Linked DNA regions of Homo sapiens: region 2 is linked to region 1. The links are chromatin contacts, found by Hi-C or POLR2A ChIA-PET in ENCODE. All regions are on one chromosome and are shown on one strand. The core of a region is the stretch at or near the end of the contact, and the rest is flanking DNA. Distances in the headings are between cores, read along the strand shown.

Region 1 (7,503 bases), core at 1,910-4,409:
AAGAAAACTTAGGAGCTATATGTAATACTTATAGAGGAAGGGTTAAAAGAAATAATTCTCCATGAATCACTTATTAGTAGTAATAGAATGATAGTGGTAGTAGTGATATTGATGGCAACACAAACTATACCAAGTGTTTTCCAGTTTATCAATTTATGTTCATTCAAATACTCCTCCTTTCCAACACTTTAAAACCACCAAGCAAAATAACATTTAATCTTAGGTCTAAGATGAACAAATTGAGAATTTGAAAAAATACATAACTTGACTCTTTTTTTCGTTAAATATGTTTCCTAACTTGTCATGTACTCAGTGTAGTGCTATATGTTTTGGGCACAAAGAAGACTAACACATGATAACTGGGTACAGGGCATTCAAACTGAGATAAAGCAGTATTTTTCAAGGGGCCACCTGCTATGCCCTAACAACAGAAGTTTCTGGGTCAAAAATGTGTGAATTTCTACCTACCACCTATTACCCTGATGGAGATCCACAATGCACAAAGGCATATTCAATGTGCTAAGAAGTCCTAGAGAGACCTCATTGACTCTGCATTTCAACAATGAGTTGACCACAGACTCTCTTTGTTGGAAAGACATTTATTTATATCATTTGGGAAATCTTCAGTAGAAGGAAATGGACATATAAACACATGCACCGACCTATGATAAAGGCTGAGGCAGCTTGGTGGCCTGAACAGCCTGGGAGCAGAGAGGATAGAAGGGTCTGATCTGCCTCTGCATTAACCAAGGAGTCAAGAAAGGCCCCCACCTTTGAACCAAGGTCATGGAGAAAAAGGGAGGACATCCTGGGATCATCCCAGAGTGTCTTGAACTAAACTGCAGTGCCCTTAGCAAAAAGAGACAGACTTTCCAAGTTTACCCTTTCCACTCAACAGAGATGCTCCAAGAAGGGTGATGTCCTCAGGTTCTTGTTCTCTTTGGGAAGCTCAGCATTGGTTTTTCAATATGCAAAACAAGGAAGTTGAATTTGGTCATTTCTCATAATATGCTGGTGTTCCATGATTTGTGCTTTAAGTATAGAGTATGCACAACTCAATTAAGGGTTGATGGCCCACAGGTCATCACAGCAGGCATTTCTGTTGTGGGGATAAGGATGACCCTAAATCCAGAGCCCATAAGTGGAGCACTTTATTAAGATGCTTATCTCACTAACGGTGAAATACATTGATTTGGACCATTGAGGAGCCAGGCCATATCATAACAGATACCTTGAGAAAGAAGCTTCCAGGTTAGACTTGACTGGAACATCAAGTTTGGAACTCAAAAAGCCATAGGATAAATGGGGTGAAATCTCCACTTTTGAGGAACTTTATCCTACCAACAGGTAATTCTAGGTTCTGTCCAACAGAAATACAAAAAGAGGTGCACGTATGAGTGAGTACCTGAAAATAAGGTAGGAAGTATGGCAGCCCTACATTTCTGTAAGTAGCCCTCCCATGCAACACCCCTCTTATTTCGTCTTCTCAATGATTATAAGCATGTATGATACACCATGTTACTCAAACTAGGGACTCTAACCCCATGGGTCTGAATATATATGTTCTCAGGAGTTCATACATTTGCGAGGGGAATATTTTTATTGAGATAAAATACACATAATATAAAATTTACTATTTTAACAATTTTTAAGTGCACAGGTCAGTGGCATTGAGTACATTCTCGTTGTTGTGTCACCATTACCACCACCATTTATCTTCAGAATTTTTCCATATTGCCCAACTGAAACTCCATACCCACTAAACAATAACTCCCCATTCCCCCTTCTCCCCAGCTCATGGAGCCCACCATTCTAACTTTATGTTTCTATGATTTTCACTACTTTAGTTAGCTCAAATGAGTGGAATCATACAGTATTTGTTTTGCAACTTGCTTATTTCACTTGGCATAATGTTCTCAAGGTTTATTCCTGTTGTAGATGAAGGAGCATTTTTGAACATTGTGGTTTGATTACGCACCCATATATTTGTATACAGATATCCCATGCTATCTGGATGACCACATGGTAAGGATATCCACTTGCTTTTAGGGTCCATTTTATGCTGTGTGTTTATGATAATTTCAGGATAATGAAAACATTATAGCATACCTGAGGACTGAAGGTTTTATAGTCACTTAAGCAGAAAATAATGCTGAGACAGTTGAGTTAGCCCCAGAATTTGGGAATGTTACTTAAGTGACAAAGGGACTTTACAGATAAGATTGAAGTCACAGACCTTGAGACAGAGATATTATCCTGGATTTATTCTAGTGGGCCTGATTTAATCATGTAATCTCCTTAAAAGTGGAGAATTGGGCAACAACAGTGAAACTTCATCTCAAAAAAAAAAAAATAGTGAAGAATCCTTCTTGGCTGAAGTCAGAAAGAGATACCTGACCAAATAAGGGTGAAAGACAGGCAAAGTAAGAGGGATTCAAGTCACCATTGCTGGCTTGGAAGGTGGAGGGGTGGGGCCATTAGCCAAGGAATGTGGGCAGCCTCTAGATGCTAAAAAGTCAAGGAAATTGATTTTCCCTAGAGCCTCCAGAAAAGATTGTAGACCTACTGACATCTTGATTTTACCTCAATGAGATCCATGTCAGATTTATGAATGACAGAACTGTAGAAGAATAAAGTTGGGTTGTTGTAACCTGCTAAATTTGTGGTGATTTGATACAGCAACCATATAAAACTAATACAATGTGTCAAAAACAAAAAACTGGCACCATGGCCCAAGATTCTGTATTCACATTTCAAAAAGATGTATTACCAAAACCCTATCTATATGGACCACTTGAAGAAGTACATTTTGGAGTTAATGTAGTCGTAAATATGTGATGAACTCTTCTGATCTGAATTCCACCAATAATGGATTTAGAGTAAACATTTATTCATCAAATATTTTAAAGTGCCTACTATGTGCCAGATATTGTGCCATGTATTGGGTACTCATAGGTACATGAATCTGCCTTGATGCCTGGGCTTAGTTTGCCGACATTTTCACAAAGGGAATGAAAAGTAAATAAGCAAATAAATAAGCCTATCAAAGCAGCATATTTTCCTGACCCTTCAAGGGCAGGAACTGGAGTTCATGGGTGCTGGCAGGGGCAAGCTTCACTTACTCACTGCTCCACCCCTTGTGGGAGGTGGAGCACAGATAAGCAAGTGCAGGAGCTGGTGTGAGTGCTTTTGGGCACTGGCAAGGGCATACTCTGTACCAGCCCCTCAGCAGCATCTAGGGGAGGGTGCTCGCAACACCCGAAGCCCAGAGGAAGTGTTACAGTGCCCTTTTAGCTTTGCTGTCTGCAGATGGCTTAAGTGTTAACAGCTCAGTGGAGGGTCAGTGTGACAGCTTTTTGCTCTGACACTCATGGCATCCAAGTTCTTGGCCAGTCTCCAAGAGGAATGAAGTAACATGAACAAATTGAAGGTGGTGAATGAAGGTGATTTTATAACTGATGAAAGCGGCTCTTGGTGGGAAGGGGAAATGAAAAGAGGGCAGAGCGGGAAGGTAATCTTCCCCTGGAGTTTGGCCATTCCTGGCCAGACTCCTCTCAGAAGTTATGCCATCAAGCTGTCCCTCTGAATTCAAGCCACTTCTCTCTGACATCAAACCATAGTTTCCAATGTCCAGCTGCTTCTACTCTCTCCACTGGCTGAGCCTGGGGCTTTTATGGGCACAGGATGGGGGGTGGGGCAGAGTGGGGTCATGGGTGGTTTTGGAAAAGGCAACATTTGAGTGTAAAAACAAGGATGCAAGTTCTCACTTTGGACGGTGGTATTAGGCCTTTTGGCTTGAGGGTGGGATCCTGGCCAGGGACCCTCCTTCATCTGCCCAGAATTTCCCTGTCTCCTGTCCCTATCACTATGGTTATAATTTGTGACACATGCTATAAAGGAAATGAATACCATGTGATAGAGAATAATGAACTGGGATCAGGAATAATGTCATTAGAAAGGCTTGTGAAGGCCTCTCTGAGGACATAGCTTTTACACAGACATCTGAAGGAAGAGAAAAACCCAGCCATGTGGAATGAACATTCCACAGAGAGAAGGATCATGGATCATGGGCAAAGGCTGCAAGGCCTGCAAATTCTTGACTACCTGGGAAGGAAATTAATGCAAGCCAGCATGGCTGGGGTAGTGTATGAGGGGGGATGGCTTCAGACAGGTTGGAGAGGTGGTACATTGCCTTCAATGCTAGGCCCTGGAGCTGATCAGAGTTTAGTTTGGTCAGCAGAGATAGGATAATATTTATATTTTTAAAGTTTCTGTAAACTTCTTTAAGGAGAAAAATTGGGAGCATGAGAGTGGAGGGGGAGAGTAGTTAGGAGGCTTGGCAGAAACCCAGAGAAATGGTTGCCACCTTTGGTGTCAAGGTAGGTAAGAAAAAGACAGAGTCAAAAAATACTTGTCAAGATTTGCTCAGTTCAAGGATTAGAATAAAGAGGTTGAAATCAGGAATGGCCTCCAAATTTCTGACTTGAGCAACTTTGTGATTTAGAGAACAATTTCATGCAGGGGCTAATAATGTAATGATGACATTTAATTAAAATTGGCATTCCAGGACTGCTCACTAATTGAGTGCTGATAAAGAATGAGGTCTGATTATTCTGAATTAGCAAACAAAGTCTTAAAAGTATTCATAGCATTCTGAAAAGCTTACTATGCATGCACAGAGACTTCCTCTGCATTATTATTACTAGAGTCAAAATACAGAAGCAAATTCACTGTAGAACTAGATCTGAGTCTAAATCTTTATGTAATTAACGACAACTTCTATGATTTTGTTTAAACAAAAGCATGATTCGTCACATTGAATTAACACTGTAAACTTCAATTTTACTTGCTTCCTAGTTTTGTCTTAATTTTCAAATTATTTTGCCTTATAGCTGAGTAGTTTTCCAATTGTTTTTACACCCAAAAGCTATATGCATAAAGATTTCATTCCTAGTTTTACCTCATACATTTATAGAAAATTGTATTTAACACATATATAACACCTATAACATACCAGGAACATTTTTTAGTGCCTTGCAAATATTAACACATTTAATTTTCATAACAATACTATGAATATAAGTATTGTTATTATCCCCATTTTACAGATGAGAAGACAGAGGCAAAGAGAGGTTTAATGATTTAACCAATGTCTTAGAACTAGTAAGTGGCAGATATGACATTCAAACCCAGGCAGTGTGGCTCCTGAGTCTATGCTCTTAAGTAATGTCAATAATTTAAGCCAACATGGGGAAGATCTGTGAATTTTTTTGTGGGGGGCTATTACTCAAGTTCGAGAAACCCTGTCATAGCCCATTTGATCCTTTAGCAGAGCCTAGGGAAGATTCAGTCTAAAATTCCTCTTTTTAGCCAGGAGAAAACATATACCTTAAGGAGAGGAAGTGAGTAGTTTTGGGAATTATCCATTTGTTGATTTGTAATGTTATTCCAGTTATTTCAACTATTTGATCTTCCTATCTAGATTGTGAAGAGACAGGTTTCATGCCTCTTTTATCCTCCAGGGACCCTCGGACAGCACTGCACACAGAGTAAAGACCTACAAAATTCACCATGGCTCAAATAGGCTCAAGTGAGATTTAGAACAGTTAGGGGTCTAACTGGCTGAGGATGTCTGGGACACATTTCTCTCCTCCCAAGTAGCACACTAGGTTCTTACTGTGAGATAGCACTGGCCTACACAGGCCACTGGGTTGACCTTAAATATCTACCCTTATAAAATGCCCTGCCACTTCCTCATGTTTTCCCTTCCATTTTCTCAGTCTTCTCCTGGAAAATTCCTACTATGACAGCAAGACCCAGGGCAAATACTGTCTCCCTTTTGATATTTTCTTTGACCCTGTCAAGCTGACTTGCTGATTTTGCTTCTGTACCCTCACTCTACCCAGTCAGTGGCTGCCTCTATTGCTGCACTTCTTATGCTGCAGTATAATTAACTTTATTTCTGTCTCAAGGACTGCCTTTTGCCCCATTTAGTTTGTAGCCCTAGCACCTAATGTTATGGGCTGAACTGTGTCCATCTGAAATTCATATGTTAAAGTCCTAATCCCAGTACTTCAGAATAGAACTGTATTTGAAGATAAGGTCTTCAAAGAGGTATTCAAGTTAAACTAAAGCCAAGAAGAAGAGATATCCAAGATATGCGCGTACAGAGAAAAGACGGCCATCATCATGGCCATCAACAAGCCAAGGAGAGGAGCCTCAGAAGAAATCAAACCCAAAGATACCTTGATGGTGGACTTTCAGCCTCCAGAACTGGGAGAAAATACCTGTCTGTTGTTTAAGCCACGCAGTCTGTAATATTTTGTTATGGTAGCCTTAGCAAACTAATACTTCCGGTTTTCACATATAGTTGGTGTTAAAGTTATAGATAGAAATCTATTTATAATTTTATTTATATGTATGTTTGTATTTTAAAATAAAAGTGACTAGTCCAAGGTCTCAGAGCAAGTTGGTGAAAGGCTGTGATTACAATAACAACCCCCTACTTATTGAGACCTCAATCCTGCTCTCTACCCTAAATTTCTGTAATTCAGCCTTCTTTATATTAAAACCATCCAAGAAGTACAATGTGTTGCCTTTGATATTGTAAACCGCACCACATAACCAAATTCTTACACTTTGGGAAGAGATATTGATTGCTTTAATTATATTAGGATCAACTGAAGTAAAGAATAATACAACTAAAGTAATGTGTGTGTATGTGCGCGCATGTGTGAGCATGCACATGCGTGTGTGTTTATGCATACACACAGTGACATGGTTCTTTTTGGAACCATAATCTCATTTATATTTTTAGTATATCCCCCAAATAAATACCTGTGCAACTGTAGATAGGAGGTGAGGAACTATACAGTGATTCTTTAGCGACAGAATTAGAGATGGAAAAATAGCAAAAACAGACACCTGGGTTCCCAGCTGGAGGCTACAGCTAGGACAACCATATACCTGAGACTGGACTCATGAGGCAGACATGCAGAGAAGTTTGTCAAGTATTATTGTGGAGCCCTCAATGTGCTGGTAGGAATCTCTAAGTGCCCATACATAGGTTCTTTGCTGCCCTTTCTCAGACTTCAAATGCATTCTGAGTCCCACTCTGCAAACAGTGGAGGCTCCGTGTTTGTTGAATGGATGAATGAATCAAAGAGGCTGATTTAACTGGGAACACACTTCAATGTTGATCATAGAAAAGGGAGGTGGGTTCCCATACTAGCTCACAGTGGAGAAAGCAATTCAATTACCAACACTAACAGACAATAAACTCAGGCTAAAACATGGCAATTTTATGAGACACTTGGCTGCAGCAACTTCGCCTTTCTTTTCTTGGTTTCTCCTTTCCCTTTCCACCCCCTATTGACTAATTGTAAGCAGCACAGCGTGGCATCCGGGCTTTTTATTTTTTCTCGTATATCCTCATCACTGTGTGGGCAATGGGAGGCCTAAGTTGGCTGTTTAGTCATTTGTGTTTCTTTTTTCCTTCTCATA
Region 2 (7,503 bases), core at 1,540-4,039, 220 kb before region 1:
AGAAGAAAATAAAAATGCAGGTGGCAAAAACAAAACAGATTTTTCCTTGATAATCCTACAGAGCTTTCATAATAACTATGGAAGTGATTTCTTATGGGCATTTAGAATAAATAATGAGTTGATTAAAAAGTTCAACCCTATTGTAGGGGCATTTTTCATTGTTAAGTCTCCTACAATCTCCTTGAATGAGAGGAGAGCCTTATACGGAGCCACAGAGTTACTTAAAGTAAAACTGAAAATGGAAATCAAATGCATTCTGACCAGAGAAAGAGAGTTCAGGATTCCTGTAAGAAGCCATTTAATGGGAGGCTCTTGTTCCTGTCCATGTGGTGTTTTTTTTTGTTTTTGTTTTTTTGTTTTTTTGAGACGGTGTCTCTCCCTGTCGCCCAGGCTGGAGTGCACTGGCGCGATCTCGGCTCACTGCAAGCTCCACCTCCCGGGTTCACGCCATTCTCCTGCCTCAGCCTCCCGAGTAGCTGGGACTACAGGCACCTGCCACCACGCCCAGCTAATTTTTTTAATATTTTTAGTAGAGACGGAGTTTCATCATGTTAGACAAGATGGTCTCGATCTCCTGACCTTGTGATCCACCTGCCTCGGCCTCCCAAAGTGCTGGGATTACAGGCGTGAGCCACCACGCCCGGCCATTCATATGGTATTTTGTCAACACCACCTCTCTTCCTTAATCATCCCATATGTGCTCAATGCCTGGTGCCTGCCAGAATTTGGAATATTCTCTCTGGAAGTCAACAACATTGCTTCATGATAAAGGGTATCAAAATAGTCACATTCTGGGAAGATTGTTCTACATCTTTTACTTGGGCTGGGTTCATCTTTAAACTCTTAATTTTCCATTCTTTGAAACTCTACTAAGGGAAACTGGCGTGAGGAGAGGCTACATTCTGGGGAGTAATTGGCCAAATTAGAAAAGTACCTAGCATGTGGAAGAGAAGTCATGCAGAAAGTGATATTCCTAGGAGCCTATACTTGTAGTGACATTTTATTTCAATGTCAACTCTGAGGTTGACAGAATCTTCTTGTCTGTGAGGACAAAAAGGGAGAGTTCTTCCCTTCTGGAGCTTCATCCACTTTCTGCTGCCCATTGGATCTATGATTATCTTGCATGTCTGCTTTTCAGCACCTGTGTTTCCCTGCTATGCTAAGTGTGCCACCTGTAATGATGTGTGTCTTTTTATTTGCAGGTGTCCTGGGGAAGTGTCGCTACGTTTACTATGGGAAAAACTCAGAGGGCAACAGGTTTATCCGAGATGACCAGCTCTGAAGCCAACTTCTGTATACCTTCACCCATTTCATGAAAATAAAATCAAAAGGGAAATCAAAAATAAAGAAAACGCTAAAGAAAAAACAATAGCCCACATTGCCTCTCTTTGGGAAAAGCTATGACTTCAGCTTTTGGTACCTTCCGCTGACTTTGCCAGGCCTGTCAAGATGATCCTTCTGCCTTAGACTGAGTGGTCACATAGAGATTGACATGATTGCCCTTAAGCAGGTCTCATCCACCAGGGTGACAGACAGCGGTGGCAAAGCAACAGGGCTGACAGCATGAACACCATGATAGATTGCCTGGTCCTGCCACTGCTCACAGGGGAGCAGAGGTCACACCTGGGGCCTCCCTGGACATGCTCAGTGGCTGCAGTCAAGTGAGAAAGACTGTCCTCAGCTCGCCTATTGAATTGAAATCCCTCTGATACCATCGTGCTGTGGGCTTATTTTTAGTGAAATAGTCACAGTTTAGGGGATGGCCATTCTCCCTCACTCCTTTTAAATCTTAACGTCCTGTATTCTGCATATACATAGCTCCCGTCTCTTCCCCTCCACCTTCCTTTAGCATCGATTTTATGACAGGTGGTGCATTTCAGTTTGCAGTTTTTCGGAGAACAAGGTATAACTTCCCAGCCAGGTCATACATTTATGGCTGGCTTCATGTTGCTACAATCCCTTTATTGGCGTAAATAGCTTTCCCTAAATCCCTGACTACAAAAGCGTGGACTTTTATCTTGTTTCATTCAACTCTAAATCCACTTCTTGCCCTGAATATGATGCAGTGTAAGGCATAAGGCATCTTTCTCAGCATGAGGGTTTGGTTGCACCAGGGACTCTTATTTATTAATTTATTTTTAACCGTACACACTTCCAGTGATGCCTGTGGCCATACTTGTGCGTGGGGCTGGCTTGCTCCTTTGGGTGCTATTTAAAGGGAGTGAGGTGATGAAAGATAGAGTGAAGGGTCAGGAGGTTAAAAAACAAAATTAAGACTGTTGAAAACACCCACCAGACCAAAGAGTTTTTATAGAAGGCACAAACCTTTTGGATTTTGCATCTTTGTCATGACCTCTCAGAAATCAAATCCACAGGTTGTGAGACAGTGCTCTGTCTTCCTGTATGCTTGGCTGTGCACTAGCACTAATGTCACAAGGAACATAAGTGTGATCATTGCTAGTTGGGTGACTCAAAGTTTATCTAACTTGCTGGTGCACCAGTCAAATCACTCTAGAAGATGTTCAAAAGGTTGATTGATTGTTCTTGACACGATAGTGTTTATTTTTCTGCTTCTTCCATTTAGACCAAGTGTTCATTGTCCTCCCAGTATTAGGTCAGTTTGATGACAGCAAAACCTGAAAGAGAATCCCTCCAAGTTATAGATACTGAGGGACTAGGAGCTGCTATTGTAAAACTATGGGGACTCAGAATCCCTAAGCTGCCCAAGGAGAACCTACTTTCTCAGCTCTAGCCCGTTTACATAGCCTCTGGCCCACTGAGTCAACACAGGCCTTGAATGACATGTATTGAGGCTGGCAGGAGTCCCTGTTTGAGATTACACAACCTTTGTTAATCAGTTCTTTAGACAAGTTAACATTAAAATCCTCAAAACCATGAAAAATTGGAGAATGTTGAATGTTTGCATTTATCTCTCAAATCCATTAGTAACTGGATTTGAGTACCTTTTCTCTGTTTGATCTACAAAACAGCACTGGAAAAATGCTTTAAATTATCTGCATTTGGTCCCACCCTGGGTCATTGTTTAGAAGCATCAACACATGTTTTCTCCCTGGCATAATATGGGCAGCCAGAATTCTGTGCAAGGGCAGCTAGACGAGTCAGATGTCATATCCAATCTAGCCACACATATATCCTTGTCTTTATAAAAGGCTTTAACCCTGCCTCAAACAATAAAAAAGCACTTGTGAACTGACCACAGAATTTTTCCATCTTTATTTTTCTTACTTGTTTACTTTTTTTAATGTCAGAACCATTTGTATCATGCGCAGGAATGTCTCCCTCAATGTGAGCTTTGGAGGCAAAACATATTTTTGGAGTGAGTTATTGACCACATTGTTTCCCTCTCTTTGGGTTGTTTATTTTCTTCCAGAATGGTGTAATAACTTTAATTAAGATTAGCTTTAATTATAAATTACCTAAAGGCCATCACTAAGGTATATTCATCTTATTGATAGAATTATAGTCAGCTTTGTTTCTCTTAAGCAGGGATAGTGATAATGAAGTGCTGGGTTGGTTACAGTTCCACTGTGTGTTAACCAAAATTTGCTGTGCTAGAGCTAGACTTTGGTCTGAATTGGCAGAGGTAGAACCCATGTTGCATGTTTATCCTAAATCTGTAGGAATTTCCCAAACCTTGTTTTTCAAAGTTGAGAAGTAGAAAGTAATAAATTCAATCAGGGCCCAGACATGTTTTGTACCCCCTTTACCCTTTGGTCTTTCTTCCTTTTATCCTATTCCACTGAGCTTGTTCTTTGGGGATTGTGGTGCCTGACATCACTGTCTTTCCTCCCCTAGGACACTGACTTGAGTGGAGAGACCTCGGCAATTCAAGGCTGTCCTGCAGCTCTCTGTTGCCTCAGCAATGTCAGGACGACTGTCTCTTTCCTAAGTAACATAATTTTAAAGAACAATTTGTTCCTCAGGGAATAATGTCTTGGATTGTGGGGAATCCTATTAAAAGTACAACTATTGCAGTCATTTGCTTTTACTTTTACCAGCCTCACTCATAAACCCTCCATCTGTTTGTTGCTTTAAATAGAAGCACATTATAAGAGATTATCACTTGATCAGGCTGCATGTCTGAGTGTTGTGTGTTTTCACATACTCATGTATACTAAGGAATAAAAGAAAGCAAACCACAGATTCTGGATGAAAGGATTTTTCATTTGTTTGTGTGTGTGTGTGTGTGTGTGTGCATGTGTGTGTTTCCAGCGGAGATGTATCTTGTACATTTTCAAGGGAAAAATGTCTTTCTTGCTGTTTTCAAGAAATAACCTGGCTGTCTTTCTTCTTTTCTTTGTTAACATGCAGACCAAAAACAATCCACAGGACCCTTTTCATCAAAACAATAATGGTGTTTAGTACTTGCTACTTGCAAGGGCAGCCTAAATCAGGTCTGTGTGGCTGCAACACAGGTAATGCCCAGCGTGGACACAATAGTACCCATTGAGACTCTTCCCTGCTGTCCATCATTGTAGCTGATCCAATGTGACCTTTGACCACTTGCTTCTTCCGGTTCTGTTTCCAGGAAGAAACCTTCACTGAAGAAGGGCGCTACCATTACTCGATTCTCTCTAAGTTGTTCAAATACCATGCAGGAAACTGACTGTTATGAGTAAGACCTGGAAAGGAAAATGACACCAGAGAAGCACAAAGAATGTTGATTACCTGTTTATATGACAACTGGACCATCGGCTTGTGGTACAGTGTTGTGTATTACTTCTTCTAATGCATCAGCAACCCCTCAAATGACCCAAAGAACATTGAAAGCCACAACCACTGTTCAAAATATTGTCTTCCTACAAGTCTACCTGAAATTTCCCAGCATTGGGAGTTCCCATCCTTTGGGTAATTATAATGCTAAGTGTTAATTTGTCACTTTGTGGTTGGGATAGGTCATAAATTGTGTTATTTGTGCATATTATCATATAAGCACATGCTAATTCTTCTAGAGTATCTTGGAATGTGGCCCAGAGAACAACCAACCTGGGACAAGGGAATTTTGCTAAGAAACAGTAGGGGAAATTCTAAGTATGGAATGTGTATGGGGGAGAGTTGCTATAGTAGGAATGATATAAATGGCAATAAATGGGATTATGCCAAGAGACAGAATGCAGCAGAATTAAAATGTGGCATCTTCATGGATAGGAGTAAGTTGAGAAGGAAAGGGAAAAGATAGTTTTCTGCCAGTTAAAAGGTTTGCTGATATTCAGCACTACAGTGATGTTTAGGGATATTTTATCCTCAAAATTGAGTCATCTTTCATGTAAATGAGTGTCCACCAATTTAATGTTTTACAAGATTTTCTGCCCAACACAATGAAACAGTGTGGAAAAGATGGTTCATGGAGCACTGTGGGAACAAATGATCGTGGTGGCTGCATATGGACAGAGATGACTGTGGCTGGTACCTAATATTCTACAAACTCAGCATCCTAAGGCAAGTGCCTCAGCTCTGGAGTGGCTAAAAAATACAAGGTAAACTTATGATCTGGGCAGTCATATGAAAGAGAAAATAGTTCTGTGGTCATGGGAAGTCTTCGTATATTCATCAAGTTCAGAGGTAGATGGACACCTTGACAAGATAACATAAAAAAAACAAAAATATTTAAAGAAAAAGACGAGTGCCTGTATATGGGGCAGAAGATGCTGGCAATAGGATTTAACTGTTATTGGCATGCAGGCAGCGAATGAGAACTTAGCTCATAGGAAGTGTGAATAACATCTTAGTTCAAGTGGATTACCTGGATTAACATGCAGAATATTCTAGAAATAATGTTTATATTTTGTCACATCAATTACTTTAAGTCAACTTTTCCTTCTTTGTATTGGAATAGTTCTCTCAATGTTATAAATAGGAATGAATTTTAAAACTCTGGGATAATTTCCTTTAGACAGGAACTTTCCAATTTAGGTGTTTGTGATGAGAGGGAAAAAGTCCTGCCAGTGGGCTTAAGCACAATATTTAGGCTATTCTAGTTACAGAGTATCAAAGTAGGTAAGAACTAATGTATATTATTTATTTACAAAGGCTAAATTTAATAAATCATAGTCTAAATCATAATAATTAAGTGCTACTATAAAAGAAATTTCCCTTGAAGCGAGATAGAAATAAAATTTAACACCCAGGTAGAGTATGGTGTTTTAATTTTTATGTTATTACTATTTAAAGTAATCTTTTATGAAAAAATGTACTCTGACTTCCACCCCACATTCAGTTTTTCAGGCTGTGCTTATGATAGAAACAGCGTTTGGGGGCAAAATATAACTTAATTAGAATAATAACAATGACAGCTACGAAGTCTTCTAAAATTTTTAACTAATTACTTGGGTTATTAGACAAAGAGAGAGAGAGAGAGAGAATGTGTATGAGAGAGTTTAGGATCTGAGTAGAGAATTCCTATTACTGACATACGTTTTCTAAGTTTTGCATGGACTCCAAAATAGGTCAGTAATTATCCCATTACCATGTTACATAGAAAAATGCATCTATTTCATACCTGATTAATTAATATCTACTTTGTGTCCTCCTTTCCTATGAATTGCTGATCTACATTTTATGACATCAGTCATAAAGTGCTCAGGCTGTGGTGTGACAGTGTCATGATGTTTTTGTTTTTACCCTTCTTGGCCTTTTAAACACAGGATCATTGTTCAGAGGGTCACTTAGAGCAATTTTGTTTTAATTAAGAGAGATCTTTGATGCTCAAAGAAAAACAGATTACATGAGTTATCTCCAAAAGTTACTGTATGAAACCAGGTTTCATTTATAGACTGTCCATATTCCCCTATATTTTTACATTCATACACAATAGCCATATTTCCTTATTTACATAGAAAGGTTGTCTTCCCCAAAATAACTCTGTTTTCTACAGGGCTATAGCACAACATTCATATTCTGTAGCCACATTGGCTACATTCTCAAACACAATAAATGTCCAAATGCCTCCAGTTAGAACACTTACCTCCCCTCCTCTTTTAAAAAACTTCATTTGGTGTGCTCACTCAGAATGATCCATTTTCAGAGGATCACAATAGAGTATAAAAATATTGGGACTTAATGGTCAACACATTCCTTGAAGGTCTAGAATAAATGATGATAATGAAGGTTACTATCACCAGAAAAGGGTCATATTTCGGTGTAGATATTTTGTTAAGTTAGGTTTAACCATTGCTTGGAAAATTACATTTAGCTGAAAAAATTAGGATCGCAACTCTAATTTATTAGATAAATCTTGCAGATTTATACTTATAAACATTTGTGTATATAATATAGATATAGGGTATTGGTTTATCAAATATTAAAATGGAATTTACAATTCCATTTTGGCTAGTTTGGCCTATGGACCACTTTAGTGGACAATATTATGGGCTTCTTTGCTCTAGTTCATTCATGATACACAAATGCACACACTCATAAACACATAAATAATGGTTACTATAATTATTTTGCAATATCATCATTAAAACAAGCACTAAAACT

Evidence for each region. A loop is a pair of places that touch in the nucleus more often than their neighbours do. ChIA-PET counts read pairs that join two places held with the same protein, here RNA polymerase II (POLR2A). Pooled maps may share reads with other maps.
Region 2: a pooled map of right cardiac atrium shows a loop between it and region 1 (2.0-fold over the local background). The contact joins two enhancer-like sites. A Hi-C loop is called at or near these places in 1 of 50 pooled maps. POLR2A ChIA-PET finds 5 or more read pairs at or near these places in 2 of 52 experiments (H1 and SK-N-SH).

What each region holds. Positions count from the first base shown.
Region 1 is chr10:76,771,897-76,779,399 of GRCh38, forward strand. No RefSeq gene overlaps it. Among named protein-coding and RNA genes, the nearest start is that of KCNMA1-AS1, 110 kb to the right of the region's middle. RefSeq lists an enhancer at 7,177-7,503. Within about 2 kb of position 3,160, at least 3 of the 41 ENCODE cell types and tissues checked have a DNase peak (open chromatin) inside an H3K27ac peak, as active enhancers do.
Region 2 is chr10:76,556,007-76,563,509 of GRCh38, forward strand. It overlaps LRMDA (leucine rich melanocyte differentiation associated), which reads left to right. Exons shown (of 7, transcript NM_001305581.2): 7 at 1,203-4,162. The coding sequence ends at 1,282. Among named protein-coding and RNA genes, the nearest start is that of KCNMA1-AS1, 330 kb to the right of the region's middle. Within about 2 kb of position 2,790, at least 7 of the 41 ENCODE cell types and tissues checked have a DNase peak (open chromatin) inside an H3K27ac peak, as active enhancers do.